3 separate regions of the Homo sapiens genome follow, and all the other regions are linked to region 3. Evidence: chromatin loops called from intact Hi-C (ENCODE). Cell type or tissue: endothelial cell of umbilical vein. All regions are shown on one strand. Each heading gives the region's core, and the rest is flanking DNA. Links, peaks and the distances in the headings are about the cores only. Region 1 overlaps MYLK (myosin light chain kinase). Region 2 overlaps ROPN1 (rhophilin associated tail protein 1). Region 3 overlaps MYLK (myosin light chain kinase).

What was found. A loop is a pair of places that touch in the nucleus more often than their neighbours do. Peaks named below come from ENCODE experiments on the same cell type or tissue, not always from the same donor. Only the 100,000 strongest peaks of a DNase experiment are listed, where the experiment ranks them.
Region 1: it touches region 3 in a loop (8-fold over the local background); 2 of 110 quality-filtered maps call a loop at or near these places.
Region 2: it touches region 3 in a loop (6-fold over the local background); 7 of 110 quality-filtered maps call a loop at or near these places.

The regions. Positions count from the first base shown.
Region 1 is chr3:123,829,616-123,840,409 of GRCh38, forward strand. It overlaps MYLK (myosin light chain kinase), which reads right to left. Exons shown (of 34, transcript NM_053025.4): 3 at 1,933-2,055. Among named protein-coding and RNA genes, the nearest start is that of MYLK, 49 kb to the right of the region's middle. In endothelial cell of umbilical vein, for the core only: no CTCF peak of the experiment used is centred there; a DNase peak (open chromatin) is centred at 5,236.
Region 2 is chr3:123,975,325-123,986,118 of GRCh38, forward strand. ROPN1 (rhophilin associated tail protein 1) reads right to left here. Exons shown (of 6, transcript NM_001317774.2): 2 at 5,042-5,169; 3 at 1,540-1,657; 4 at 55-216. The coding sequence starts at 5,157. Among named protein-coding and RNA genes, the nearest start is that of ROPN1, 11 kb to the right of the region's middle. RefSeq lists an enhancer at 4,916-5,415. In endothelial cell of umbilical vein, for the core only: a CTCF peak has its summit at 4,649 (motif pointing left); no DNase peak of the experiment used is centred there; H3K4me3 peaks cover 288 bases; H3K27me3 peaks cover 3,009 bases.
Region 3 is chr3:123,745,478-123,756,271 of GRCh38, forward strand. MYLK (myosin light chain kinase) reads right to left here. Exons shown (of 34, transcript NM_053025.4): 5 at 6,854-7,061. Among named protein-coding and RNA genes, the nearest start is that of MYLK-AS2, 61 kb to the left of the region's middle. In endothelial cell of umbilical vein, for the core only: no CTCF peak of the experiment used is centred there; DNase peaks (open chromatin) are centred at 4,944 and 5,344; H3K27ac peaks cover 1,407 bases.

The DNA of each region.
Region 1 (10,794 bases), core at 1,233-9,232, 84 kb after region 3:
AAATGATAAATGTTTGCAATGATGGATATGCTAATTGCCCAGATCTGATCACCATATATTAATTATATCAAAACATCACCATGTACTCCATGAATATGCACAACTATTATTTGTAAATTTTTTAAAATTAAATTAAATTTAAAAAATGTTTACAACTTGCTAAGGAGTCCTGTATTACCTATGAGTGTCCCATTGGCTCAGACTTTAAGGGACTCACAAAGAAGGGCATGAGTTCTAGACTGCCTTTGCACTGACCAGATGTATCTCAAGAGCTTTGCTCACATGGCCCCAATGATGCAAAGAAAGGAATACTGGGTGAGTCCTATGGTGTCATGTGCCCCTAGGCTTTAAAACTGAAGTTTTATCTCATTTTTATTTACTTCTTTTCCTCACTGCAAATGTTCCCGTCACAGCATAAAGTAGGTGACTAAACAAAGAGGGCTTCTGGCATAGCCCACTCACCAGTACCAGAGGCACTACTTTCATCCTGACTTTTGGCCAGGCAGATGTGTCTTTAAAATAGAAGGGACTTGCATTATTTTGTGCATCCTTTGATCTTCTACCTACGGTGCTTCACAGTGTGAAAAGCCTTAAGGCTTTCCTTTAAAGAACGCCTTGCTCATATGTTCAGTGTTCGCTTTGGTCCAGCCTCCCACAAATCCTAAAATAAAGCCCCCATCTGAGCCACATATGCTGTGTTTTCTTTCAGGCAGTAGCAGGACACTGCTTTTCCCTTTATCAGCCATATTAGAGTCCAACCTTATAGTCACTTTTAAAAAAATTCCTTTAATGTTATGGGATTTATTTCCTTAACAAAACAGCAGGCCCTACATACTTCGATATGTCTTTCAAAGTAATCTAAGAAGCTATTCCCTCAAGTCAATGATGGGGTCATAGTTCAAAGCAGGTTTAGCACCATGGGGGAAATTATCAGTATTATTTTTTTGAAATCACAGACCACACTTCCTGTTATTAATTCATGCCTCCCCAGGTCCACCACCCACCAACCTTCTCACTTTCTTTGTTTCACTGGTATTGGTTTTGGCCCTGCCAGCCTCCTCTGCACTGAGAGTTAACTGACACCCTCACCCCAGGCTGATGTTAGCTGAGGACCCCTGAAGTACTGTAGTAGTTAGACCCTAAGGAGGGGGTCAAGGGTAGCAGCGGGAAACCACCTTCCTCACTGCTAAAGCTGCAGAAAGCAATGGAAACACCCTAAGCCCCAAATTACACATATGAAATCCCAAACGATCACCCACATTTTGGAATATTATTTAGAATATTTACTATTGTACAGCTGCCCAAAGAAGGCACTGTCTTTGTTAAACAGGCTCACTCTACACCTATTATCACACAGGATTTCTCACCAAACAGAGTGCAGGTGACCAGGTTATGGATAGTGTTCTGGCAGCTGCTCAGTCCCACAGAACTAGCTATGGTTATGGGTCCAGGTAACACAAAGTTCCACCTGTGTTCCATCCCCAACAATGCCTGCTTGCCAAGGAACCATGGAGTCAAAGGAGAAATCAAAACCAGAGTTAGTCAGAGCAGCATCCTGGAGCAGCAGGAGGAGAAAGTTTTCAGCCAGCTTGGAAGGATGGAGTACCACAGCGTGCAGTGTGAACAGTTTCTAGCAGCAGCCAGGGCAACCCGCAGGCCCTTAATCTTGTTTCCTGGCTAGTTCCAATGATGATTTCCACCACCTTCGCCAGTTCAAGAATTCTGACCAGCTAAGCCAAAATCAACAGACAATGCTACAGCATACTGCCTTCACTCTTACCTGCTTGGGCAGCTGGCCAGGTGCCATCTCACCTTGGGGGCAGCAGTCTCTTCTGGGCACCTAGAAAGACACACAGCTCCCCTCTCTGCAGCCTCCCCAGGGTGGACTGAGGAGGAATGGTCAACAGCATAATGTAAACTCTGTTCACTCACCACCGTCTTCTCTGTTGTTTGTTGTGGCAACTGGGCCAGTGGGACAGGAAAGGCGTCCTGAAGCTCTCGGCTGGGAAGCTCCTGAAGTTGCTCTGAACTGCAGCAGAGGCAGCCGGGAGCCACCTGGGTGGGTGGGAAGGAGGAAAGGAAAGCCAAATCAGAGACAGACACGCAAAAGGGATGTGGGAGCGGCTGGGAGGAGTACATCACTCTGGGACAGGCTATGTAGAAATAGGGAAGCATCCCAACAGTGACGATGGGTGGCTTTTATTACCGTGTGGGGGGGTTATACGTTTAGAGTTCAGGAACAATAGTTACAAGGAGAACCAGAACGAGGTACTTTCTTCCCCCACAGAGGACAGACGCAGAACCATGACGGTGGTACTCAGGGTAGATTGCAGGGTCTAGGGAGAGGCCCTGGCAGGGGTGAGGGAGGAAGGCCATGGGAGCTGCCTTCCTGCAGGTGAAAGGCAGTGCAGGTAGGTGGCTGTTGGGGCATTCTGGAGGGAGCTGGCTCCTGGCTATCAGGGATCTGGCTTCGGTGACATGGCCAGGGGAATAAAGGGCTGACAGGGCAGGAAAAGAAACACCAACACACTGGGAAAGCACTGTGCTTCTAGAGGAGTGTCTCTCCTACCTTCACTGTCCCAGGGCTGGGCTGATATGCTCTGTTCCCCCAGCACCACACCAAGGTGGAACACGGGACCCCCGACTCAGCCTGGCCCAGGCTCCTGAAGTTCCCCCTTCTCCTCCCTTCAGACACTTTTGTTTTCCTCTGAGGGAAAATCTCACTTCTTAAGAGGGAAATAAATACCTACAGTAAGTAGCAATTCCATTTCCTCAGAGGGACAAATAACTTATTTCAGAGCCCTCCATAAGCTACCCATCCAGATGGTGTGTTAATTTGAAAAGGATAGTTTGAAAATCCAAAGGAAATCAAGCCCTCACAATGGCATTTGCTGTTTTTGAATGTTTTCTGTTCCCTCCCAAAATTTATGTTGAATCTTAATCCCTGATGCAACAGTGTTAAGAGGTAGGACCTTTAGGAGGTGATTAAGTCAAGAGGGCAGAGCCCTGGAGAATAGGATCAGCAACCTTATAAAGGGGCTGGAGCGAACTGGTGAGGCCCTTTTTTGCTCTTCTGTCTTCTGCCAAGTGAGGACAAAGCAACTTGGCACCATCTTGGAAGCAGAAAACAGCTCTCACAAGACACCAAATCTGCTGGTGTCTTGATCTTGGACTTCCATTTTCCAGAACTGTGAGGAAAAAAAATTCTACTATTTGTAAATCACCCAGCCTCAGGTATTTTGTCATAGCAGCACAGATAGACTAAGACAGCATTTCAGCAGGGGACTTCCACACTGAAAACGTCCTTACACAATCCCTTAATAAATCACAAAGGAGAGAGAGAGGGTGGAAACCCTGAGTTTAGGGTTGTGGCTTCCCCTGACACTTTGAGGGACACTTTGAAAAGGAAACGGGAGAGACGGGGCTCTCAAAGAAGGGGCAGGATGAGGTGGAATTCCCACCCCATTACAGTCCCACAGCCAGGTGCTCTTTTCCACCTGGACAGGAAGTGTCAGCAGAAAGTTCATTTCAGGAATGCCAGCCTTGTCTGCACCCAGTTGCTCCCTGTAATCTGTTTGGCCACAGGACCAAATGAGAGCTCAAGCAGAACAGGTGTTTCTATAAGGAATGGTTTCCACATGTCTCATAAGCTAATCCAGGCAATCCCAGCAGGACATCTCTTGACCTTGAAGAGAAAGGTCAAGCTCAGGACATCTGCTGCCACCCCCCTCAATGTATATCCATCTCTGGTGAAGGTTTAGGGATACCTATTGCTTCTTAGTTCCTTAACCTTGACCCCACCTCCAGTGAGCACACCTGGCCCTTCATTCTCAGCAGCCCCCTTCTGCTTTCTACCAGCCAGAGGAGCCTCCAAACCTGCTGCTCTCCCTATCCTCAGTTCCCTACCCTGCCCCATGCACACGGGAGGCCCCTGGGTGCTCTGTCATTTCCATTCTTTTGCCCAGCTGATTAGGCCACATCTGGCTATTATTTCACAACTCACATGCACCACAGACATTTAATACTCTCCTGCTTCTCAAATAATTAGAAGCCACTCACAAGAAAACAAAAAATAAAGCTGTTAATTATGTAAAAATTAAAACTATATAAAAGCTGATAATATGGGTGAAATGATTTTCTAAGCTAATTTTTCAACCCTATCAGGCATTACATCTATCCCCGAGTTCCCTGACACTCATGGCAAAAAAGGAAACAGGAGAGGTCACACAATTCTCCTTGTCAAATGAGGACACGAAGCCACTTCATCAGGTAACAGGGCCCTCCAGTGCTAATCTCCAAAAGGTCTCTCTCCAGAGAGAGGACTGAACAACACTGGAAAATTGTCCACTGAACAATGGACAATTCTACCAATAGGGTTTTCAAAAGGAAACATTTGGCATTTCATTACTGTTTTTTGTTTGTTTGTTTGTTTGTTTTTTGTTTCTTGGAGACAGATCTTGCTCTGTCGCCCAGGCTGGGGTGTGCAGTGGTGCAATCTCAGCTCACTGCAACCTCTGCCTCCCATGTTCAAGTGATTCTTGTGCCTCAGTCTCCCAAGTAGTTGGGACTACAGGTGCACGCCACCATGTCCTGCTAATTTTTGTATTTTTAGTAGAGATGGGGTTTCACCATGTTGGCTAGGCTGGTCTTGAACTCCTGACCTCAAGCAATCCACATGCCTCGGCCTCCCAAAGTGCTGGGATTACAGGCGTGAGCTACTGCGCCCAGCCTCAGAGTTTGGTAACTTTTTAATATCAACATTTGATAAAAAGGAAAATAATAAAATATGTCTTGGGATTTTTGCAGGGATCTAAAGCAAAGGTCTGGACAGGTAATTTAATAAAGGTCTTGGTGGTTCTCAGTGGAAAGTTGAGTTGCCCTCATCACCCATCCTGGAGGTGGGGGTGCAGGTGGGTAAAGGTGGTGCAGGCAGGTTGCACGGGGTTAAGGGTTAGGGGGATTGAGGGAGCATTGGGATGCGCAGTGGGATTATTGACTGTCACAACGACTTGAGAACAAGGGAAAGGAGCTGAATGTCCTACATTAAATAGAATGCTCATTATAAAGAGCATTATAAAGCATTTTGTCTTGCCTAAAATGCTAATAGCACCACTGGAGAGAAACACTGGAAGGGAAATGAGTAATTAGCATGACTCTTCTAGTGCCTGCTCTAAAATACCAATTAAGTCTTTACAGGGAGTTGATGGCAGTGACCACAAGAATGTCTGCTCCGGGAAGTAGAGATGAAGGAGGATGCCAGGTTTCTGATGTGTCAGCTCTGCTGGTGGTAAAATGCATATTGTCTTATGAGGCATAACGAGCCTGAAGGGTATTGTTGGCTGGACAGAGAGCTGGGCAATGGTGCACTATAAGCATGCCCATGGAAAGGAACATAGCTCTCCTTTTATTTCTTTATATGTCTAAATGAAGACACAACTGGAACACAAAAACTACACATCAATCCATCATAGGAGAAACTATTTTAGGATAGAGCAGTGTTTCTCAAAGTGTGGTCCCTAATTAGCATCACCTGGGAACTTGTTAGAAATGCAGATTATTGGGTCCTACCCCAGACCTGCTGAATCAGAAACTCTGGGTGTGGGGCTGAGAAACCTGCGTATTGACAAGTCCTCCAGGTGACTCTGATGCAGGCTCAAGGTTGAGAACCACTGGTCTAGAAAGCCTGAGGTTCAATATGGCAATCAGTCACAAGAGAGATTTTAGAAATCCTGCTTCATCCCTGTGTAGAGTTTCTATTAGGCTCAGAGACGGAGGGGAATATTTGAATATGTCTGTGGCAGGCAACTGATCAGGGGTGGAAGACCTGAAGACAGAAGACCCCAGGGATGAGAAATAAGGACAAAGAGTAAATTATCAAGGGCCAATCTGAGCCTCAAGTTTAATTAACCATCCTAGGAAGATTTTGTTTTAATTTAACTTGTATTCCTGTTTGAATAGCAAATACAGTTATATGGTTTGAAATTGTTTGGGGGCTCAGAAAACAATACCCCAAAATGAAGACTTCAGAAGCAGCCTCAGAAGCAAAAGTTTCTCTCTGACCTTCTTCTTCCCTCCTGTCTCTGGCCACTCATTCTCCTCCAAGGACACCAGAATCCCTCTTCCCCAAGGCAGGTTATAGAAACCAGAATCCCTTTTCCTTAAAGCCAGCCAGGAAACCTAAAAATATTATTCTAACTTCTCCCCCTGGCCTTTCTGTGTAAAAACTGGCCATAAAGAAATTATCTGACCTACCTTGTTTGACTGTAGGTCATAAGAGCCCCATTCCAGAGAGAGTCTTGCCCCATCAGAAGGAAGAAATGCTGCACAGAGAGGAGGAATACAAACAGAAAGGCCTTGCTGAGTTTCCCTACTCAGTCTATTAGCATTAGATTATACCCTTTTTGCCCAATCATATTTTTACACAGTTGTCCACAGTTTATTGAACCTAAGCATAAAAATGAACGTTTCCTTTGTATCTTTGGGTCTTCATTCGAAGGCTCCCATGTCATGGAAAACTATGATCAAATAAATTTATGTGCCTCTTCTACTATTAATCCACCTTTTGTCATTTGATGTTTAGTGAACCTTCAGAGGGCAAAGGAGAAGTTTTCCCTTGCCCCTTCAACTGAAAAGATACAAAAGTATATAGTGAAATGTCTTTCACCCACACCTGCTTCTAGGTACCCAGCTCCTAGGTATCCAGCACCAACTTCTCTTCCAGAATCAGCCATGTAATCACATCTTCTAGAGATATGTTTTGAAAATACATGTATATTTTTATACCCACTTTTTCTTAAATACAAATAATAACATATTATACACACTCTTCTACACCTTGCTTTATTTTGCTTAATATATTTTGGGGGTTATGCCATACCAGAAACATCAAGAAACACTTAGAAGTGTTCTGAGTGTCTGGAAACATACAACACTCCAGGGCATGGGTATCTTTCCTGCAGCTAAGGAGCACCTGGTAGGCTACCACATGATGTTTGTGGATTTCTTAGTGAACCTCCTGTAGGAAAGCTGTACTAAAATTCTCAGTTTGGAGAACTCTCCACAGGCCTACTTGTATTTTGTTTTATAACAGAAGGAGGTAATATGGAAACTCTCAGCCAGGTCATTAAAATTCAACAGTATCACTACCAGATAACACTAGTACCTGGTGGGTCAGGCGTCCAAGGACACATAGTAGAGAGGAGTTTGACCACTAGGTAGAACTCAAAGCATCAGGATGACTTGGAACTTTTAAAATTTATAAGACTAATAACTATAAATTACAAAACACATGGAAACATAAAGACATGGACTAATTAAGAACACTTCCTACTTAATAGAGTCATTTTCCAACACTTAGAATCAAGTATGTAACACGGGACAAAATAATAATTCCTATCCTTCCACCAGCTTCAGTTATAGTAACATTTCTTTTTATTTTTTTGAGACGGAGTTTCGCTCTTGTTGCCCAGGCTGGAGTGCAATGGTGCAGCTCACTGCAACCTCCACCTCCTGGGTTCAAGCAATTCTCCTGCCTCAGCCTCCTGAGTAGCTGGGTTACAGGCATGCACCACCATGCCTGGCTAATTTTGCACTTTTAGTAGACACAGGGTTTTACCATGTTGGTCAGGCTGGTCTCAAACTCCTGACCTCAGGTGATCCACCCCCTTGGCCTCCCAAAGTGCTGGGATTACAGGTATGAGCCACTGTGCCCAGCCTGTAACATTTCCTTCAGAATTATTTTTGTTCTATACACCCTTCAGCACCATCAGTAAGATGTCTTGCTCCTTCCTGATTCTAACCAGAGTTTTATCAATGTAGCCTTTGAACATAAAAGATGAAGTTGTATATATTATATATACATATTATATATAATTATATATTATATATATTACATATAATATATAATTATATAATACATATTTTATATATATATGCTCTATTGAGATATAATTCATATACCATACAATTTAAAGTCTTCAAATCAATGCTTTTTAAGTATAGTCAAAGAGTTGTGCACTGATCACCTCAATGAATTTAGTGCACTTGCATCACCTGTAAAAGAAATGCCATACCTATTCACAGTCACTCCCCATATCCTACCCTAAGGTTTCCCAACCCTAGGCAACCAATAGTCTACTTTCTGTTTCTATGGATTAAGGATGGCTTCAACAGGCTCACAAGCACACTCAACACAACTGGGGAAACAAAATCAGTGATTTTGAAGATGAGTCAACAGAAATTATCCAAACTAAAACACAAAGAAATAAAAGAGTAGGGGGAAAAAAAGAAAACAAAGAATCTAAAAGCTATGGAATAATATCAAATGGTCTAATATGCATATAATTGGAATCTCAGAAAGAGAAGAAATAGAGGATGAGTCAGAAGAAATACTTACATAATAATTAAGCATTTTCCAAAAATAATGAAGGACATCAAACCACAAATCCAAAAATCTCAGAGTACTTCAAGCAGTATAAATACAAACAAAAACAACCAAACACACCTAGGCATATAATCTTCAAGTGGCTGAAAATCAAAGGGAAAGAAACAATCTTAAAGGCAGACAGGGTGAGGGAATACATGAAAGCATACTTCTCATCTGAAAAAGTGCAAACCCAGAAAACAACAAAGGAAATCTTAAAGGTACTGAAAGAAAGAACCCTGTCAATCTGGAATTCCATACTCCTGAAAATATTTCTCAAAAATAAAAGAAAAATACAGACTTTGGAAACTAAATGAAAAGCTGAGAGAATTAATTATTAACAAACTTGCATAATGAGAACTAGAAAGAAACTTCTTCAGGCAGAAGGGATATGTCAGACAGAATTTGAATCCAAACAAATAAACTAAGATCTCCAGAAATGGTTAAAATGAAGGTAAATATATAAGACATTTTTTAAAATGTTTAATTGCTCTAAAAGATGATTGACTTTTTAAAGTAAAAATAGTAGTAATGTACTATGGGTTTATAGGGTATGTAAAAGAAAAATGCATAACAACAACAGCACAAGAGTTGAGAAGAAAGAACTTGGAGTATAATATTCTAAGGTTTTTATACCATACGTGAAGTGATATAATTGGAAGGTAGACTGTGATGAAAGATATATGTTGTAAACACTAGAGCACACACTACATTTTTAAAAAGAAGTATAATGATAAGCCAATAGTGGAGATAAAATGAAATAATAAAAATTCTCAGCTGGATGTGGTGGCTCATGTCTGTAATCCCAGCACTTTGGGAGGCTGAGGCAGGCAGATCAACTGAGGTCAGGAGTTTGAGACCAGCCTGGCCAACATGGTGAAACCCCATCTCTACTAAAAATACAAAAATTAGTCAGGCATGGCGGCACGTGCCTGTAGTCCCAGCTACTTGGGAGGCTGAGGCAGGAGAATTGCCTGAACTTGGGAGGTGGAGGTGGCAGTGAGCAAGACTGTGCCACTGCACTCCAGCCTGGGCAACAGAGCGAGACTCCACCTTAAACAAAACAAAACAAACAAACAAATCTCAATAAATACAAAGGCAAGCAGAAAAAGAGGATAAAAGGGACAAGAAAAAGATGAAACAAAAAATATTTATGGTAGTTTTAATCCAATCATATCAATAATTGCATTAATTATAAATGGCCTAACTACATGAATTAAAGATTGTTAGACTGTATAAAAAAGTAAGACCCAGTTATATGCTATCCACAAAAAAAGCTCACCTTGAATATAAAGACAGAAATGGGTTAAAAATAAAACAATGGGAAAAGATATAAATGTAAGCACTAATCAAAAGAAAACTGAAATGGCTATATTAATATCAAACAAAGCAGATTTCAGGAAAAGGAATATTACCAGGGATAAAGAGAGTAATTTCATAATGATAAAAGGATCAATTCACTAAGGAAATGTAACACTCCTAAATGTGTACACATCTAACACAGGGTTCCAAAATACATTATCCAAAAAGTCTTAGGCCTGAAAGGAGAACTAGGAAAATCCGCAATTGTAGTTAGAGATTTCAACACTCCTCTCTCAGTAATTGATAAAACAAGTACACAGAAAATAAGTAAGAATTTAGAAAGGTGAACACCACTATCAACCAACTTGACTGAATTGACACTTGACCCAACAAATGCAAAATATACATTGTTTTCAAATGCATATGAAAGATTTATCAAGATAGACCATATTCTGGGCTACTAAACAAACCTGAATCAAATTAAAAGAAGTGAGACCACATAGAAATATTCTCTGATCGTTATGAAATTAAACTAAAACTTAGTAACAGGAAGGTATCTAACAAATTCCTAAAATGCTTGCAGATTAAACAACACATTTCCAAATAACTCACAGTTCAAAAAATAAGTCACAATGAATATTAGAAAATATTTCAAATGGAATGGACATAAAAAGGCACAATATGTCAAATTTGGGGGGATGCAGGAAAAGGTCAGAAGAAAATGTGTAGCATTAAGTGCTTATATTAGTAAAGAAGGAAAGTATTAACTCAGTGATCTAAGCTTCCACTTTAGGATAAACTAGAAAAAGAACAAATTAAAACCAAATTTCTCAGAAAGAAGGAAATAATAAAGATAAAAGCAGAAATCAGTAACAATGAAAAGAAAATCAATGAAGCCAAAAGTTTGGTTTTTGGAAAGATCAATAAAATTGGTAAGCCTGTAGGCAGGCTGATCAGGAAAAAAAGAAAGATGGTACAAAAATAAATCTCAGGAATAAAATAGAGAACATCACTACAAATCCTACAGACATTATATATATATATATATATATATGAATCCATATATATAG
Region 2 (10,794 bases), core at 1,102-9,101, 230 kb after region 3:
AGGCCCAGAGGGAGATTTCCCCTTCAGGAACAAAAAACAGTCAAGCTAACTTACAACTCCCAGAGCGCTGCAAGCAAGGGCTAAAAACTTCAGCCACTCGATCTCCTCCGTGAAGCGACCCACATTCATCACACTATTAAACAGATCTGTTGGGAGATTCACCACTTTCCACATCTGGGCCAGCTCCTCTGCACGGATGATCAGTCTGCCAGCAACCTGCAGGGCAGGGGACAGACACAACACAGAGGTTGTGGGAGAAGTTGAGACAAGGCCCTGAGAAACACCCTGTCCCCAGGCCAGGTCCACATCTCCCAGCACATGGCAAGGGGCGGGAGGGGGTGTTAGGAAGGTAAAGATGGCTCTGTGTGGCAGTTATCTTTGCAAATCCTAGTGAAGAGCATGCTGAAATATAATTTATTAATTCTCAAACTTTAGGTGTCAGAATTATGCAAAAGATATACATTTATATTACATTTTAATTTCTGGTGATGCTTTTATCTGCTATTGTATTCCTAAATTGTTTTATTCCTTATATGACAGATAGAAGAGCCTGAAAACAAAACCAAGGGGTAGAGGGCTTACCTGAGACCACTAATGAATGGTAAAATTAGAACAAGACATAGGTCTGTTTCTTCCCGATTGCACTGAGTTCTTAGCTCTAGACCTCAAGTGCATCCCTCATGCTTTCCCAGGAATGATATGGGGTATGTGGCTGACCTGTGGGGATTTGGTCTGGATGCCTAATGTTGCTTGATCCCAGGTATTTTAGAGCTCTGTCATGTTCACTGCACAAGGTACTTGGTGGATAAAAGGAGGGAAGGTGACTGGTTGTTGGCCACCAATGCAACAAGAGCACAGATGCCCGATGAAGTGCTCCAACACCTTTCCTGACTGTCTGATTCTAGTGAAATGCTAAGCCTCTGGGACCAAGGTGGTTAGCCAAGCCAGTCCTAAATCACCCCAAACCGCTCTGTCCTGGACCATAAAGCAGGGTTTGGTGGTGCTCAACCATATGTCCTGGGAATTTGCCAAACCACAAACTTTCTCAAGCTGCACCTTCCTCATGCATTCATTCACCAGGCAGCTCCCAGGATGATGTGGCTATGAAGAGGCTCACAGCCTCTCCCTAAAAGCTAAAAGCAATGTCTGGACCTTGGATAGCTGGGGAGCTAAAATATGCCCTTCCCCAAACTGTGATTTTCATCATATTACAGTCTTGATCAGTAAGGAGACACTGTCCAGTGACTGAGGACTTGCACTTTTCTGGAGAGACGAGATTAGCATTGCATTGAGCCCCTGTACATTCTGCCAGCTTCAAGGAAATCTGGGATGACCCCACCAATGACTCAGCCTACAGCCTATTTCAAAATTATTCCCATTTGCCAAGGAAAGATTTACTTTCAGTCCACGGTTTAGTGTATTTTAGGGTGGTGCTAAGTGGTCAGCTGACTGTCAGGAGAACAGAGGGCTTTTTGTCTGTACCCACCCAGCCTCAACACTGTCCCTACATTCTCCTCAATGCTGCAGCAGGGCCCTTACCTGAGAATGCAGGATCTTTAACAGCTCAGGTGTTAGCTCTGCCCGGTTACACAAAGCGACTCGCTCAGACCGCTCTCTCACCGGAGGCGTCTCTCCACGGGACAGGGCCTCAAAATAACTACAAGAAAAAAAGTCAGAGAGTAGGAGGATCCTATACACCAGTGGCCTCTGGCTGTTCTAGCAATCCTTCCACCTTCTTCTGAGGGAAGGAGGTAGAGAAAGGAACCTTTGTTAAGTGGCTTCTATGTGTCATTGTGTTTAGTTCACTTACATATGGGAAAAGTCTGAATGTGTTACTCTCCACTTAGGGCATAGAGAATGCTTAGAGAATACAAAGCTTTGTTCTTCTCTAAGGATGAGGAAGAACCAAGAAAAGTTTGGGTATGCAATTCCCTGGAGCATATTGGGTTCAGGTTTCTTTTTCAGTCATCTCTGAGTGTTTTATACACGCAGATGTATATTACATATGTATATATAATATTGGGAAGAGAAGTTGGAAGAGAACTAAAAAGTAATGTACGTAAGAAAGGGGAAGGCAGCACAGGAATGGTGGCTAGGGCCTGTAATCTGGTGACTCCAGGCTGGAGGACCACTTAAGCCCAGGAGTTTGAGGCTGCAGTGAACTATAATTGTGCCACTACACTCCAGACTGGGTGACAGAGTGAGACCCCCATCTCTGAAGAAACAAAAAAGGAGGGAAGGGGAAGAGATGGAAGTGTCCTGGGGTGAATCAGGAAGGGTTTCTGGCTGGAGGTAGTGAGGCTTGGGGCTTCAAGAGGGAAGGGAGAGAGCATTGGCAGGGCAGCCTGCAAGGCTCAGGAGAGAAGAGAAGCCGAAGAAGGTTTGAGACAATCTTAAGCTATATGGTGCCTCTGAAATGAAACTGTTTCTCCATCTTCCCTCAAAATTTTCAGTGAAATCTGCCTGCTCCTCAATGTTTTGTGGAGTGGACTTCGTTTGGGGGCATTGTGGAACAAGTACTGAGTTCTGTTTCAGGACTGGCATAAGATGAAAAGAGGCTGCCTGCAGCAGGGAATGGACATGAGCCGCTGACATGTGGGTCACCAATGCAGCATGGCAGGGTCTGTCTCCATCAAAAGCCTGGTTATTGACGATCCATGAACCACAAATTTCTGTCCCGCCCTGCTTTTTTCCCTCCATTACTTCCTCCAGATCCAGGTAGTATGAAAATAATATAGAGGGAATTTTGTAAAAGTCCATTTCAGGGTCAAGCCATACAATGATGGGCTAACCATTGCCTGTCTCTGAGCCACGTAGCAAGGCAGAGCGAAAGCTACATGGACTAAAGCAGTAATTGCCAGTCACCCCTTGGAGGTCATCAGCAGGAAGGGCACCTTTAACAATGTGCATGAGAAATCTCTGCACACAGATCAGTGTTGGGGTGGGCGGGGTGTGGGTGCAATATGACAATAGGAGCAGGGTGTGGCCTCAGGCTTTATAAACCAGACTTGGGTGGTATAAATGGGAGGGACAGAGACACACAGCACCTCATTCCACAGAAGTGCTGCCCAGGTAGAGTAACACTCATCACCAACATCTCTGGACTTCTTGTGGAATTGGTTAGACAACATGGAAGCAAAGCTGTAATCATGGATTTCGTTCTTTGGGTTATTGAGCTTCATTTGCAAGTGATCAGGTCCATGGTTATACACATATATTGCAAATTTGTGTTGTAACACATGCCTACCAGAGGACAAATAAGTATATGTCCTGCCGATGCCTGGTAAGAGGTTTCTTCATTGACAACACATATGTAGGGAAATTCTTACTTGCAATGGATTAAAAACGTATTTTGTCTTGGAAACACTTTGCAGAGTTTTATTCTCTAAAATGCTACAGGTTTTAAGTAAGTCACATACAACCATCTGAGCAGTGCTTTTCATGTCTGGATAGAATGGAGGGGGCTCTTAGGTCATGCCCTCCTTTTTCATTGTGGTTAAACTACAAACTAAGTTTTCATGGATGTCTAAAAAAATTATAGCACGTGATACAATACGAGAGCAAGCAGTCTACAATAGTGGAATGCCTCTTCCATAAATGTCAGGGACAATACTAAGCAATGTCAGTTTGCTTACTATAAAACGGCAGCACAAGAACAATCAAATGGGTTTGAAACTAACGTATAAGATAAAGTCTGTCTATCTGACTATGCCAAAATAAATTAGTCTTCTGAAGCTAAAGTTCAATCTTAGAGGCAATATATAAAATTTAAAATGGAGAACTAAACAGGGCTCATTACTAGGCAAAGCAACCCCCATTTATGTTTCTTTTTATGAGCACCACTGGCTTATTTTCCTTCCAATTGTAAAAGCTACATCCTAATCCAGTCCAGGAGCACAGCACTGGCCCAGAGACTCCGAAAGGCCCCTCTTAGATGCCATTTTGTGTCTTCTCAAAGGTGTCCACACTCTCCCCACCATCTGCCCAGGACACCCACTCACAACCTCAGCCTGAGGACATCTTCCCTTCCCCAACTCACTGGCTTTCTCTCAACGGCCTCTCTCACTCTCACTTTCCCACTGAAACCCTCCTAAGCAGGGAATCATCAAACAGTAAAAATAGCCTGAAAATGGTCCGTGAGGTCTAGTTATCTTCCAACTCCTGTCTCAAGTCCTGGTTCCCCAGTTTCAAGCAGGCAAGTTTGTCCAAGGAGCAATTTCATAGCTGAGAGGCTTTCTGTGCAAAGCTACTTCAATCCAGGCCCGCAGCGATTGTTGTGTAAGCTCCATCTACTGAGCAGCCTCTGGAGGTCTCTCCTGAAAGAAGGCACCCGTGTTTGAGGCACACTGTTTTCAGCCATGCCTGAGGACCCCATCACTCTGCTTGGCCTTTCCCCAGAATGCAGTGTGTACTGTGCGGACATCTTTATGTTGGCAGAACAAAATCAGTTCAGAGAAACACTAAAGAAAATAACAATAATTTCCTCCAAGACAAGATATAAAGGGTCTTTGGTTGGGTCCAAGTATGAGTTTTAACAGCAGGGGAGGAAGTGTCTCCTTAAAGGAGTGAACTAGCAGGACTGGTCCCACCCCATCCACCCAGGGCTGTCGCTTCCCTCCCCCGGCTGCACTGCTGCCATCTAGTGGTGAGACAGGAGAACGAAGAAAGGCAGATTAAGCTTCGGAGATTCCCAGCCCTTCTTTCCACCGGGAGTGGGAAAAGGCGTGCAGGGAGGAGGTGGGTGTGCATACGCTGGTGTGACGCGGTCATCTAACTTGCTGCTTGCCCCAGGACACGGCCTATTGACCTGGCGTCCTACTGCTCAATCTGGCTCCCTTAGGGGAGGCATCCCATCCTTGCCCAGCTAGATGTAGCATTTATGTGTGGATTTTAAAGCATCAAAGCAATGCAAGAGCTAAAACAAAGACGATGCCAGTTAGTCCGGACTTCCTAGCTGCAGCCATGACAACCTCCGCGGTTTTACAGGACCCTCTGTCTCCGGCCGTCCTCCAAGGGGTGAAGGCGAGAAAGGAGCACGTACTCGGCTGCCCACTGGATGAGGTCCTGCGGCTGCACCCTAATGGCGGCTTTGGCAAACTCCTTCAGCATCTTCGGCAGCTCCGGCGGGATGCATGTTGGCTTATCTGTCTGAGCCATTGATTGGTTGGCCTATTCTCAGGAGAAAAAAATACGTTAAGATGAAAACTTCGATTCATACGATGAGAGCAATCCTGGACAGGAGGTCACCCAGCCTCTGTTTGACACTCAATTTTGGGGACTCTGCAAGACAAATGCATTCTATTATTACACAACGCCAAGGTTAGAAAACCATCTGCTAACCCCTACTTTTTGTTGGAAATAGTTATGTCCTTTACATAAAAATTACACAGCCCTTGTTCATTTAAAAAGTGGAGGTCAGCAAAAAATTCCCTAATGATATCGCCCCAAAATAATGATATCACCCCCCAAAATCCAGAATTTTTCAGTATATATATGTTTGTAAAATAAAAAAATAAGATTATACAAAACAGCTTATTTACTCAAAAGTATATCATGAACATCTTTCCATGTCGTCCAGCACTTATTAGTTGGGTAAGAATTGTAGCAAAATTTACTCTGAACCCTCTGTGAATTGACATTAGGCCATTTCCACATAAAAATAGTCATTAAACAGCCATTTGGTGAGCGTCTCTCTTTACAGCTGCATGTTCTTTTCCACTCTAATTGTCAGGTGGAAAATTCGTACATTTTCTCTCAAAAAGTTCCAGGACAAATTGAAACAAAATATGAAAATCCATAAAGTGTATACAATTCCCTCCACAAATAAACAACAGATCAAAAGATTTTTTTCTGCTTTTAGTAGAGAAAGGGACAGACTAGATATGCTAAAAAGCTGTCCCTCTTCAAAACACCTAGAGGCCAGACAAATCTCAGTACAAGCCTTTCACATTGCCTTGCTGGGCTTGCAGTGAAGTGAGAGAAATCTTCCAGTGGCCAATGAGGTGAGTAAAGGGGAACCCGCAGTGCTGGGCAAATGAAGAAACTAGGGCTCACCTGGGCACATGTAGATGGCAGGAACTTGCAGCTTTGAGATAAATTGCTAGGCAGGGTGGATAGAGACCAAGGATTAGGCTCACAAAAGGCAAATGTCTGGACTAAAGGACTCCCCTTCTGACCTAAACTTGAGACCCGCCCAGGGACTACACCCTCAGCGTGAAAAGGTGTGGCTGAAAATATCCGCCTACAGGCAGGGGTAAGCAACAAAGAAACCTGTCTCCATTGCTGCTTCTAGTCAGGAGAGAAACAGTCCCCCAGGAGTTGGTAGCCACAGACTAGTTCTAAGTTTTCAATTTATGCCAACACCAGCATGGCTGGGAAATCCCAAGACAAGAAACTAAAGTGGTCTTAGGTTGGTGGGACTTCATGACCTTTTACTTTATTTATGTTCTTTTATTTGGAGGAAAAAGAGGATAAAATAATGATTAATTTTAGACTTTGCAAAGTGTTAGAAAAGTTATAACAGTAATGTAACCACTAAATCTGTAGAGAGGAAAAAAGGAATTTTTTAAAAACACAAACAAGCAAACAAACAAAACCCTTCATCAGTCAAAAAGAAGGCAAGAAAGGAGGGGTAAAAACAGGAAAAGTAGACAAATAACATGGTAGAAAATAATGCATACATATCAGTAATCACAATAAAAATAAATGGGCTTAAATGTGCCAGTTAAAATACAGGTATAGGTACACCTGAAAAAATGAAGACACAGAAAGACTCAAGGTGAAAAGAGTATAAATAAGCAAAGAATAACCAATAAAAGTTAAGGTAGACATACTCATGCCAGACAAAAGATACTTTAAGGCAAAATGCACTATTAGGAAAAAAGAGTGACGAAAGCTTCAATTGTTTTTGATAAAATGATAAAAAGCTTCAATTGTTAAGACAATAACAACAATTCTCAATGAGTATGCCACAGACATCACCATGGAGGAGTCTCACCATGCTAGGTGGAAAAGCAATATATTGTTTCTGGTGACATATATATGTTATAATATTATAATAAAGAGTAAGGAATGATAAATACAAATTCAGAATGGTGGTTACCCCTGGTGGAGGAGGGAGAGGATGGAGAGGGATGTTATTAGGGAAATACAACAAGGGTCTCAGTACTATTAGTAATGCTCTATGTTTTAAGCTGGATGGTTGCTGTCTAGATGCTTGTTTCATTATTTTTATACTTCTACTTACATCATGTATTTAATTTTGTCAGTATGAAATATTTCATCATTTAAAAAGTTACTCTTATAAGTTGTTTCTGATGACTTTTCAACCCATTTTATCTATCAAAGAGCAGTGCCTTATTTGCTCATGTTGTCTGCACATATATATATTCTTTTACTGTGTTAAAAATACATACAATTTACCATTTTAAATGTACAGTTCAGTGTCATTAAGTACATTCACATTGTTGTGCCACAATCACCACCAGCCATCTCCAGAACTTTTTCATCTTCACTAGCTGAAACTCTGTACCCATTAAGTACTAACTCCCTATTCTCCTTCCCCACAGCTCCTGGCAACCACCATTCTTCTATCTTCATGAATTTGACTATCATATAAAATCATATGGCATATAATATTTGTCCCTTTGTGTGTGGTTTATTTCGCTTAGCACAATGTCTTCAGGTTCATTCATGTGGTAGCATGTGTCAGAATTTCCTTTTTTTTGGATCCATAGTCAGATGTGTTACCCATTGCACCACTGGCCCCAAGCTGAGAATTTCCTTGTTCTTAAGGCTGAATACTATTTTGCTAGATGTACCACAATTTTATCCATTCATAGGTCAATGGACAGTCGGATCATTTCCACATTTTAGCTATTGTGAATAATGCTGCTATGAACATAGGTATACAAATATGTGTTCAAGTCCTTGCTTTAAATTGTGTTGGGTATATATACCCAGAAGTGGAATGGATGGATCATATGGTAATTGTATTTTAATTTTTTGAGGAACTGCCACACTGTTTTCCACAGCGGCTGCACCATTTTCTGTGTCCATGTATTTTGACAGGATCTTTTGGTTGTGCAATTGTTTAATTTCTCTCCTGGAGTCTCAGATAATCTCGTGTAAACGAAAAGATGCCCCAATCCTAATTAAGGAAGCTTCCATGACAACAGTAACAATGTTAACCCTTAGTCAGTATAGAGCAAACTTAAGTAAAGCCTTTACTTCATCCCATTGCTGTTTCTAACAATTGGTCTGCAAGCTCTTTTCATTTTGGGGCAAGGAATCTCTTGTAAGTTTTCCATACCCATTGTCTTTCTCAGGGGTTGGTCCTTCTTTAACCTCTTGCAGTTTTTTTTTCTCTTCTCATCATTCTATTTTTCCCTTAAAAGTTATCAATTATATCTATTAATTTATTGTAAGTGCCAGGTGCACTCATAACAGGACCAGTACTGTGCTAAGTACAGGACCATACATTTTTCTCAAGTAATCCTCAAAATATCCCTATGGGGTAGAATATATTAGCATTATTTCACAGATAATGAAACTAGAAAAGATAACAGAACTTTTGCAATGACATATAATAAGTGACAGAGGCAGGATTTGAATACACATAGTCTGACATGGGAGGTGGCCTGCTAGACATGACAATTCTTTCCTTCTTGAGACTTTCTCTTCCTTTGATAGCATACGCCATTCTTGTGTGTCTATTTTCCTCAGCATTGCTCCTTTGCCTCCTTCCATAATTCCTCTTCCTCCTTCCTTGCTCTGAGGAAGAGTTAGCAATCTTCCCCCAACTCAGGTCTTCAGCATTCTTTCTGTTGCTCTTCTTGGAGAGCTCGCAGCCTCTTCACGGCTTTATCTACGACAAAACTGTGTGGATTGCACTTGTTTTCCCATCTTTGACCTCTCGCCTTGTGCTTCTATTTCATACTTCCCATTGCCTCCAGGACACTTCACTAGAATCCATTGTCCATCTCCCAACTAAATCTCTCTCCCAGGTTCTTCTCTGAACATGATACCACTAATCTCTCAGTCCTTTGGCCTCAAAGTCTGAGAGTCATCCATTTTCTTCAGTCTGCTGAATCTCACTAAATCCCACTATTTCCTTTGAAATGTGTCTTCAATTAATCCCTTTCTATTTCTACTCCTGTGTCTCTGGCTCAGCCCCTTATCACCTATTGTGCAGCCTCCTGACTAGTCTCCCTGTCTCAGGTCATTCTCTGGCCTGTCCTGTTCAGTGTGTCCAGATCTATCTTCCAAGTTGCTTTTTATAGTCAGAGAGCACTGCTCACAAAATGACAATCATATCCTGACTTTCAAGGTTTTCTATGATTTGTACCTATAATTCTAAACTAAAAATTTTCCGCTACTCTTTACCAACACAAATTTCCTATACAGTCTGCTCTGGCCACTTTCCAAAAAAAAAAATTATATATCCAAAGCTTAACACTGTCTCGCCCACTGTTAACAGTAATCTATCCTTCTTTTCTCTCTTCCCCTCAGTATTTTGCTAATTCTAGCCGGCTTACTTGAAGTGCCCTTCTTCTTTCATCTGCTTAAACCCTATACTTCCCCAGGGTTTTTCATACTGTGCCATAGGCCTTCCTAGAAAACTTGGATATCATCAAATATTGTTTGTAGTATGCATATTACCACTCAATCCTCTTCTGCCTTTCATTGCTCTCTAAAGCTGAGCTCCCCACTAGAGGCCATGGCAGAATGGGCTACAGGTGTGCCATGAAAGATTGATGGTTGTAAACTTTTTATAGTAATACAAAATGTACAACCACTTACAAACTTACAACAGTTGAAATTATATTTGGATACTGTTTGGCACAGTCAGTAAACTTCCAGATTTCATTACCTATTGTTTCTGTGCCGAAGGTTTTATGTATAACACCTGCTGCCAGAGACGCCTTTATAGGGCTTTTCCTTTCAACCATCTTGTTAAAACAATCCCTGTACGTTGGATTATTACTTTAATTGCAATGCATTTATTATCAGTGACAATGATAATCTTTATGCATATGTGTTGCAAATACTTAGCTCTACTTTTGATTTAATTTTCTCTTATTTTTCACATTATTTTCTCCTAACAAAGAAGTTATATGATTTTTCTTCATCATCACCATCACCATCATCATCATCATTTGTCCCTAAGAAAACAGTAGATTTTGTTCACTTTTTTTCCCATTGTGACTTGATTTGTTTGTGACTTATTTATTCTTGGCTTTTGATGTTAAACAAATATCCAAAATCTGATACTTAATGGACTTTTGTAATGACTTGTTTGTTTACAAAAATAATAAACATTTGCCTCTAAAAAAATAATAGAAAATAATTTAATGATTTAGTAAAGGAGACTCTAGGCCTTCAGTAAAGTCTTATAAAAATATTTTTTGGCTGGGTGCAGTGGTTCACGCCAGTAAACCCAACACTTTGGGAGGCTGAGGTGGGCGGATCACTTGAGCTCAGTTCAAGACCAGCCTGGGCAACATGGTGAAACCCTGTCTGTACTAAAAATACAAAAATTAGCCGGGCATGGTGGCACATGCCTATAGTCCCAGCTACTCAGGAGGCTGAGTTGGGAGGATGAGGTTGCAATGAGCCAAGATCACACCGCTGTACTCTAGCCTGGGTGACAGAGCAAGACCTTGTCTCAAAAAAAAAAAAAAAAAAAAAAAAAATCAAAATATTTAAATTATACTTGAAATAAATGATATTTATATTTTGTGAAAATCTAGAATTGTAATTACTAAATTAAATAATGTTTCCAAAATTCCCCCT
Region 3 (10,794 bases), core at 1,187-9,186:
TCAATGTGAATAACATTTTTGCCAAAATTCTCCTCTTTGAAGCACTCTTTCTTTTAAGGCTCAGATATTATTCTAGATTTTGTTGTACATGTTAGTCTACTTGTTGAAGCTCTGACCAGTGCTTATATATACTAGGAACGGAATCCCTTTCTTAGTACAGGGGATGAAGTACCAAAGGCAGCTACAGAGGCAGTCAACAAATATTTACTGAGCTCTTTCTACAGGCCAGACCTATCATGGCTCAGGCCCTGTGCTAGGTTCCTTACACTGGGGATTCAGTAACTGATAAAAAGAGACATGTCTTGCCTTCATGGAGCTTACAGTTCTAGTGGAGAAGAAAAACATTTAAAATACTTATTTATAATTTATTTATTTATTTTTATTTTTTACGTATTTTTGAGATGGAGTCTCACTCTGTCGCCCAGGGTGGAGTGCAGTGGTGCAATCTTGGCTCACTGCAACCTCCTCATGTCAGACTCAAGTGATTCTCCTGCCTCAGCCTCCTGAGTAGCTGGGATTATAGGCACCCACCACCACATATGGCTAATTTTTATGTTTTTAGTAGAGACGGGTTTCACCATGTTGTCAGGCTGGTCTTGAAGTCCTAACCTCAAGTGATCTGCCCACTTTGGCCTCCCAAAGTGCTGGGATTACAGGTGTGAGCCACCATGCCCGGCTTTATTTACAATTTAAAGACAAATAAGTTCAAGTATAAAGAATTGTGAAGCCAGGCATGGTGGTACATGCCTGTAGCCACAGCTTCTCAGGAGGCTGAGGCAGGAGGATTGCTTGAGGCTAGGAGTTTGAGCTTTATTGTTCTTTATATCCTAGCACAAAGTTCAATAAAATCTGAGGAATGAAGAAGAGGCTAGAACTAACAGCAACTGGGAAAAGCCTAAATCTACCAAAGGCCAGGGGTGGAGATGGGAGAAGGAGGTGGAGGAATACGAGATGGAAAAAGGAGGGAGCATCAGTAGCAAAAATCTAAGTTAGGCCAGCAAGGGCAACCTGTGTGTATTTTGGAGGGAAAAAGAGGCAAAGGCAAAGTGGATGGTGAAGATAAAGGAGGGAAGAGATTCCAGCTAAAGGAAATTTGGAAGTCATCCTTCAAGAACAGAATGGGACCAAGTAACTTTCCAGCTAACTCTTTTGTATACTAAATGAGTAAGGCTGCTTCTGCAAAGGCAGTCTTGAACACACAACTATTTTACAGCAAAGAGTCTGGTGGGGCAAAAAGAATAATTTCCCTTTCTATCACATTTGTATTGTTAACTTTAATGAGACAGAAAAGGACAAAAACTCAGAGCATTTTAAGATTCTGCCTAGATTTTAAAAAATAGGGTATATACCCCTAGAAAATGAAGTCATTGGGGAGTTTTAGAGGTTGAAAAGCATTTATAAAGAACATAAATGGGAAATATAATTATAGGTCCTTCAGATGGGTAGAAAAGTTAGATAAAGGAAGACAGTCCAAAAGAAATAAGAGCAAAAAGAACCAAAAGAAGAACCATGACAAACATCCAGGAGGAACACAGTAATTTAAAACTCAGCCAGTATAAATAGACACGGCCTAAAAATGTATAATGTCATCAATCCAACCCAACATGAAGATAAAAGGAGTCTAAGAGATCTGCCCCTGAAAAACGGCAGTGGCAACAAAAGATGGCACAGGAGCATTTCCTACGAATTCAAGGTGGCCCGAGAATCCTGGTGTCAGTGGCACCACCAGAGCTGCCTTAGTGGTCACCAGGGCTACTCTTCTCCCTTAAATCTTGTGACAGGGGGTCATTCTCCCTTCTGCTGTCACAGTCTAGGTGACCTGCTGGCTGGCCCTCTCTCTCTCACATAGTCAGAGCCTCGGTCTGCACTGCAGTAGTTTCATGCGGGTGTGGATAGCAGGAGCTGCGGCACTGAGGGGTGGCTGGGGGTAGGGAGGAGGTGTGCTTGGACCATCTGGGAGGGGAGAGCCAGGCAGACGGCTCCAGCCCAGTCAGTGTTTTCAGCAGCCCTCCGGGTGATTCTGATGCATGCTCAAGTTTGAGAATCACTGTACTAGGTGGAATATATCACACATGTAATTAAATCCCTCCTTGCTACTCCAAGAGTGGTCTGTGGACCAGCAGCATGGCATCAACTGGCGGCTGGAAATGCAGACTCCCAGGCTCTGCTCCAGACCTATGGAATCAGCATCTGCATTTCAACCAGATTCGCCAGGTGATTTCTGTGCACATGCATTTGCACTAACCAATCCTGTAAGGTGGGTGATCCATCTGAGGTCTGGATCTCCTCTGGGGGCTGCCAGTTTGGCTTTCCCTGGGCTCCTGAGCTTATGTCCTTAAAGTTAACCCTTTATTACCTGAAGTGACTCTCTGGTCCTTGAAAAGTCAAAGGCCTTCTCAGACTGAGACCACTGGGGCTGGGGCACACCCACCGTTTGGGCACTCACTCCACCTCATGTCCGATGCTCACTGTGTGGATGTGTGATGACCCAGGACTACTCACCACCTGTTAGTCTGTTCTCGCATTGTTATAAATACCTGAGGCTTGGTAATTTACATGGAAAAGAGGTTTATTTGGCTTGTGGTTCTGCAGGCTGTACAAGAAGCATGGCACCAGTATCTGCTCTTGGTGAGGGCCTCGGGAAGCTTACAATCATGGAGGAAGGTGAAGCAGGAGCAGAAATGTCAGATGACGAGAGGGAGAAAGAGAGAGAAGGGAGAGGTCCCAGACTCTTTTAAACAACCAGATCTCATGTGAACTAACTGAGCAAGAATTCACACATCACCAAGGGGATGGTATTAAGCCATTCATGAGGGATCCATCCCCATGATCTAATCACCTCCCACCAGGCCCTACCTCCAACCTTGGAAATCACGTTTCAACATGAGACTTGGAAGGAACAAACATCCAAACCATATCAACACCTGTTCATCCATGTGGCTTTCTCTTTTTGTTCTGTGTAAACCTTGTTTATTCCTATTCAGGTGGCAGCTTCTAGAACTGCACTGTTCAAAAGAGTAGCTGTTAGCCACTTGTGGCTATTGAGCACTCAGCATTATAGCTGGTCTGAAGTGAGGTGTGCTGTAAGTGTAAAATACATCCCAGATGTTGAAGAATGTAAAATATCTCATTAATAATTTTTATATCGCTTATACATTGAAATGGTAATATTTTGGATATAATAGGTTAAATAAGTATTTTATTAAAATGAATTTTACCTGATATCTTAAAATGTGGCTACTGGTAAACTTAAGATTACACAAGCCTGGGCAATACGGTGAAACCCCATCTTTAAAAAAATAAATACATAAGGCCGGGCACGGTGGCTCACACCTGTAACCCCAGCATTCTGGGAGGCTGAGGTAGGCGGATCACAAGGTCAGGAGTTCAAGACCAGCTTGGCCAACATGGTGAGGCCCCATCTCTACTAAAAGTACAAAAATTAGCCGGGCGTGATGGCACACGCCTGTAATCCCAGCTACTTGGGAGGCTGAGGCAGAAGAATTGTTTGAACCCAGGAGGCAGAGGTTGCAGTGAGCCAAGATCATGTCACAGCACTCCAGCCTGGGTGACACGGCAAGACCCTGTCTCAGAAAAATACATACATACATACATACATACATACATACATACATACATACAAATACATAAATTAGCTCAGTGTAGTGGTGCAGGCCTATAGTCCCAGCTACTTGGGAGGCTGAGGTAGGAGGATCGCTTGAGCCCAGGAGGTCGAGGCTGCAGTGAGCTGTGATTACACCACTGCACTCTCGTCTGAGCAACAGAGCAAGACCTAGCCTCAAAAAAAAAAAAAAAGATTATATATGTGGCTCACATTAAATCTCTACAGGACAGGTCTGTGGTCCTCCACGGGAGAGGAAGTTCTCAGAGGGCAGGTACCACGTCTCTTCCTTGCTCTGCACCAAGCCTCATGACCTGACCTCTGGAGGTGGGCAAGTGTCAGAGCTGTCTTCAGATAGCCTTCCAGGGGCTCAGACCAAGGCTGATTTCCATCATGTAAGGCCCTGAATAACTGCATGGCCCTCATTAAGGCACTGGTTCTCTTGGGGGATTCTGAATGTTTCTTGGGCCTGATCACTACATTAAACGTCAGATGAGGAATCTTTCTCTCTTGCAGATTTCCCTTTTTAAGTAGCTCTAAGGATGCTAATGCCAGTTCAAACAATGATGAAGCTACCACTTTCTGGGTGCTACTTCCTACTAGCTGTGCTTATCCTTGTACCACACTGTGGGGCAGCCATGAACTCCAAGTCACAGAAAAGGAAGTAAGGCTTAGGAAGGTTAATTTCTCCATAGTTAGAAATTAGTAGAGCTAAAATTCAATCCAAGACCATTTGACTTTCTTTCCATTGCACAACACTGCCTCCTAAACTTGACCACTAAAGGATTACAAAACTCCACATATGAATTACACTCTGAATTCCTGGACCTCTGCTCACTCCAAGTAAGAAGCATAGCACAGAGAGCTGGAGGGAAGGCAGTTGGGCTGCTAGGTTTCCTTTGTAAAGGGTTGGGCTAGCCTGGCACAGCCAGCAACTCATCCATGGCAGAAGGGCCCAGAGTGGACTCTTTCAGGCCTAGGTCTGTGGGGTGGCCCCAAACCACACATTAGCTTAAAATCGGTCTTGCTGCAGAAGCAGAATGTGCATAGGACTCACACACATTTAAAGAGCTGCATCCTTTAGGCTGTTCTCTATCTCCTAGAGTTAGAAGACAGAAAGTATCTTACATTTTATGTCTTAATTTTATTTTAATTAACTGTATTTTAATTTTAATTTGAGGGCCTGAGTCTCCCCAAATGAAAACCAAAGGGGAGGGGTGGGGTTGAGAGCCTTAGCCTGCTCTCCTTCCTCTACAGCCCTCAGCCTGATTTCCTTTCCCCTGCCCTGAGTACCATGAGCTACTAAAAATTTTCCTGCTTGGTCATGACATCAGATCTCACTTCCTGAACAGTAGGGATTGAAGAAAACGTTTTCATATTATCTAGGTTTTATATGCCTCCCCTGTATTCCTAACAGACTCCAGTCTTCCCTTAATGTGGATCATAGAAAACAAGGGCTAGTCCAGGTTGTAGAGACCACCAAAGTCAAACCCTTTATCCTGCAGAAAGACAGGTGCAGAGGTTTAGAGTCACACATCTCATTGGCACAAACTCATAACTCAGTGCTTTCTCAATTTCCCCAGCTCTAAACAGAACTCAGAAGAGGGAACAGGGTAATTTTTATTTGTAGGCATCAACACAAAGTTCAGGCATTGAAAGGGGGTTCATGTAGGGGAAAGCACAGCACCAGGATGGCAGAGCTGAGGTCCATCCTGAGGTTCTGAGCAGGGGCCACTTTCCATCTGGAATGCCCCAGCCAAAAGCACTCAAAGGTCATTAGAGTAAGTGAGTCACTCAGTTAAAGAATTTAAGGAAAGCATCCAAACTATGCATGCTCCACTCTGTGAAACAGCCTGTTGGCCCTTCTGTGGTGTGGGGAGACAGGGAAAACAGGGCAAAGGGCGGCCATTGGCCCAGGTGCACCTCGCCCCCTTCTGGAACCTTCCCTGACTACCTTAATTCTCCATCTAGTGTCCCCTGAAAACCAGATTGGGAGGACAGTCTTCTGAAAGAGGAGAAGTGAGTCTGAGCCTTGGTTTATAAACTTCCAGTCTTAGAAAGACCGGGAAGGGTCAAGGGAACCTTGTGTTACTTCTGAGGGGCTGACAGACCCCATGTCCTTCCTGATATCAAGGCTTTAAGTGTCAGCCAGGGACCTGAACTAGAGATACTCTTTCCAGTGGAGTGGCTTCAGCATGGCAGAAGGACACACTAGTAGCAAAAAATATTTTACTTATGGTCCAATTTTTCTCCTAGAAGTTTTAAAGTTAACAGAATTTTTTAAAGTACAGAGTGGGGAAAAAGACAAAAATATTAGGTTGGTGCAAAAGTCATGTGGTTTTTGCAATTACTTTTAACTAATATGTTAACACATTGATGTGTTTACTTCCTACATATTTTTCTGAGTTACATAATTTTTAATAATGAGCATGTATTATTTCATAATGACGCTAAAGATGATGTTAATGAGGATAAAAACATTGTTCATTCATTCCTCAAATATTTCAGTATCTACCATGTGCCAGGAAGCTTTCTAGATGTTGGAGATAAGGCAATGAGCAGAGAAAGTCCATCTCCTCCTAAATCTTCCATTTAGTGGTGGGGGATGGAGAAGACACTGCAATGTGAGATGGTAATACGTCCTAAAAGAAAAACCTCGAGTGGGGTGAGAAGATGGAGAGTCATAGGGCTGGGATGGTTGGGAAAGGGCCTCTAAGGAGCAGACATCTGAGAACAGACTTGAAGGATGTGAAAGGAGCGTCAGGTGAGAGGCTGAGGGAAGGGCTCTTCTTTTACAGAAGGAACAGCAAGGGTGAAGGCCCTGTAGCCTTGCTCAAAGAAGGGCCAGAGGTGGGTGTGACCACGGTGGGCTGAACAGGTGCAGAGTGGCAGAAGATGGGTCTGAGAGCTAGGGAGGGGCCAGATTGGGTGGGGCTCTGTAAGACCATCCTAAGGAGTCTGATTTCAGCTGCAGTGTGAGGGGAAGCCATGGGAGGGCTCAAGCAGGAGACAGGTGATACCTAGTTTGACAAACATCATCTCCTGGATGCCTCCCTTGTTCGCAGGGACCACATCTCTCCCATTAGATTGGAAGGTCCGGGGTTCAAGGATGGGGTGTGTTTTCTCTTGTCAGTTCCTCCATCCTTCAAGAGAGGGCTAAGGCAGGAGCTGCAGGCCTTGGGGTAACTGAGAGCTCAGCTCCCTCCTGGACTCGGGCCTCCTGGGACTCACCTTCTACTGTCAACTCCACTGTCACCTGGCGAGCACCACTGCCATTGGTGGCTTCACAGGTATACTTTCCCCTGTCCTCCTCATGGACAGCATGAATCACAAGGCTGAAAGTCCCCCGGATGCCGCAATCCAGCAGGAAGCGGCCCCCGCTGGTGATGGGTTGCCCGTTTCTGTGCCATGTCACCTGGGGCTCTGGGTAACCCCGGACCTTCAAGAAAAAGAAGAAAGGGTAAGAGCCTGTATTTCATGAGTACTCTCTCTGTGTCAGGTATTGTTTGGAGTGCTTTACATGTGTTAACTCATTTAATCCTCATAACGCCCCCATTTCATCCTCATTTTACAGATAAGGAAATCAAGGTACAGAGAGTTTTGGCAATTTCCCAAGGTCTCAAAGGTAGAAGGTGGCAAAGTCAGGCATCCTGGGTCCAGAATCCACTATGCAAATGACTCTCAAGCCCGGCTGCATTTTAGAATCATCCAGGGGAGCTTTAAAAAAACACTAGTGCCCAGGTCCCACCTTAGACCAATTAGATTAGAATCCCAGGGGGCCAGGACTGAGTACGGGGATTCTAGACCAGTGCTTCTCACTCCAACATGCTAATAAATCACTTGGTGATCCTGTTAAAATGCATATCCTGCTTCTACAGGTCCGGGCTGGGGCCTGAGATTCTGCAGTTGGGACAAGCTCACAGATGCTACTGATGCTGCTGGTCCCTGGAACTCACCTTGAGTAGCAAGGTTCAGGACCTGCACTGCCCAGCACGGTAGCCACTGGCCACAGGTAGCGATGGAGCACTCAAAATGTGGCCAGTGAGACTGAGTTGCACTGTAAGTGTGCATTACACACTGGGTTTCGAAGACAATACAAAAAAGGGCAAAATATCTCAATAATTAAAAATATGGATTAGATGTTGAAAAGTAGTATTTTTGATATGTTGAATTAAATGTATTCAGATTAATTTCAGTTGTTTCTACTTTTTAATGTGGCTACTAGAAAAGTTACAATTACATCCAGGCCTTGTGACAGTCCTATGGGGTAGTGCTGCTCTAGACCACTTGCCTTTCTCTAACTGTAGTTAGCAGCTGACATTTGCTGAGTGCTAAGGGTTCAGCACTTCTCTAAGTACTTGGCTCATCTGAGTTTCCTTTTTTTTTTTTTTTTTGAGATGGAGTCTTGCTCTGTTGCCCAGGCTGGAGTACAGTGGTGCAATCATCTGAGTTTCATAGCAACCCAGTCAGAGAGAAGACATCTCTCAAAAGAGGGGAAAATGCAGAGATAAATTCAAAGAAAAGAATTCACTTTGAGTTTTAAAGAAAGGAAGTCCCCCAAGGGCCTTCAAACACTTGAAACTCAGTAGGCTCTTCAGAATTAACTCATCTTTGGAGGATTAGGGTTCAGAATGGCTCACTAATGCACAGCCAAGGACCCAGAATTGGGGATTTTAGCACTGGAAAGTAGAAGGCATCATAGGAGCTTCCTGAGAACAAAGTTGTTTGCATTACAAAACAGTGGTAGCAATAGTTTTATCCATGTATTCACTTCAAGGAAAGAGAGAATGGATACGGATGAAGCAAAATCAAAATTCACTGAATGACCCCCAAATTGCATTTACAAAGAAAGGCTTCACTGATCTGTAGCAATAATCCTACTCACACCCCCTGCAAGGTCACAGAGTGATGCTATATTGGCGCATGTGCACACAGGCCTGGGCATCCAAATACAGTCTCTTCCCTAAGCATACTAAGCGAGGAAAGAGCTATGCTAAAAAGCGCCGGTCGTTGTCTTTGGACTGTGCTCAGTTTTCTTCCCAGGTGCTCAGCCCCTAGCCCACCCTTAGACCAGAGTCTCTGTAACCAGGATGCAGATTTCTTCCTAAGGAAGGAAGCCTTGAATAACAGGGAAAACTCCCAAAGTGAACAATCCCTCTTTGATTATTCCATATAGTCACCCCTCAGTGCCAGTTTGTGAATCTCACAAGACTGCCTTTCTGTCCCCACTAATTTGTGGTCAAGCTTCAGTGAAAAAGAAACAACAATAAAACTCCAAATCAATATGGTCCATCTTATTTACAATGTCTGGAAACAAAAATATATCCCTTTCCTATCAAAATCTAAACTATACTCATGACAGAGATTGAGTACTTTGGAGGAAATGCTGAGACTCTGGAGTGGATTCCCCAAAAGCCATGTGAACAATGCCTGAAGCCATTGTAGCCTCACCAAAACAAGTGTTCCAGAACTTAGGCTGACAGTGTTGAAGGAGACCGCATCCATTGGGATGCACAGGGTCTCACAGCCACTGTAATATAAAATGGTGTGTTAACAGCTGTTGTCTCTGGGTGGTTAGGATTGTGAGTCTCCTCCTTTCTTTTTAGTTAACTATTAGTTTCTGAGAGTTCTGCAATAGTACACCTGGCCTTTGCAAAACAGAAAAAAGAATTTTACTTAAAAAATGCATTTCTTTTATATTAGTGTGCTGTATAATGAATGTATATAGCACATTCATTAATTTGTTGAGGGCCTCAAGGAATTTAAATCTAGTAGCGGAAATAAAAGAGCCATGCAAATAAATGTTATGCATGTTTAAAGGTGACAGATGTCATGCGCCCATATAAAATCATGTCATCTTGTGGCCCTAAAGGCAGAAACGTTCATGCATGGGAACATCAGACAACAATTACACTGTTAAAGTATTCTTCTCGTGTGAAACCCTTTCCTACAGAAGGTGGCCCCTCAGGACTCTGCTCATACAGTGAATCTGCAAACCATCATTGTCTTCTCCTGCACTCCATTAGGCAGGGCTGGTCTACCCAGGCTTCTATCAGCTTCAGAGAATGGGAGTGCCAAGCACTGCAACTAGGAGGAGGTAAATCATTAACTGCGCCAAAGGCGTCCTGGCATTCCATTAGCAAGCATACTGGCCCCCTGCAGCAGGGCCAGCTCTGGTGGCTCACTGGGCTCTGGGGCATCAATGATTAACTGGGGACATTGCAAACGTTCCAGACCTCAGGGACACAATCCTTCTGTCTCTTTCTCTTTTCCTCTCACTTTCTACACATACCCCAAGCTTACCTCTGAAATGCCCTCTTAAAATAAATATTTAGGGATTTGAAAATATGCTGAAACTGGCATCACTTAAGAAAGTTGCAGTTCACTATGATACTTTTATAGCACATTGGACCTGAAGCAAAGGCAGGAATTTTTGTGACCTTGTTCAGTTCCAAGGTCTGAATGATTTGAAACTTTAATACTTGCCCTCCCAATATGGAAAATCAATCCGTTTTTACTGTCTGCCACTACCCTGGACCTCTGGGTGGTGAAGGAATAAGCCTGGGTTCACATCCTTGGGATGCATGACAACAGCCCTGCCCTCCCAGGTTGCCTTATCTGCTGTCATCACTGGCCTTCCACCAAGAAGTCATAGCTGGGATTTTTACAGTCAGGATCTTCATCAAGAGCCAGTAAAAACTCTTTGGTCCTGTAGTTTTCAGAGGGCTGCCATGTATAGACTCTTACTTGACTCTTGCAGCTATGACGGAGATGTCTTTGGTTTGGATACCCAGAAGCAGAACCTCAGATAGGGCTTCAGAGACCCCTTCCTGCAAGTCCTCACCAACACTCACAGCAGCTGGGAATGGGCCTAATGAAGGTATACGGGTAGGGCACCAACAATGTCCACAACAGCTCACAAAGCCAGTCGTTTTACTGGGCCCATGTAGCCTAGAAAAGAGGCCTGGAGAAGTAGATGGTTTGCCATGATCTCACATGGCAGCTTAAATGGCAGATTGGAGACCATAATTTTGGTTTCCAGGTTGAGTGGTTGTCTCCATGCCTCATCGTAAATTCATGTTTTTGGTGAGGTAAGTTCTGTAGAACCAAAAGTATTCATAAGCGTCTATCTCCAAGAGACCCTAAATCCCTTATAGGTTAAAGCAATATCT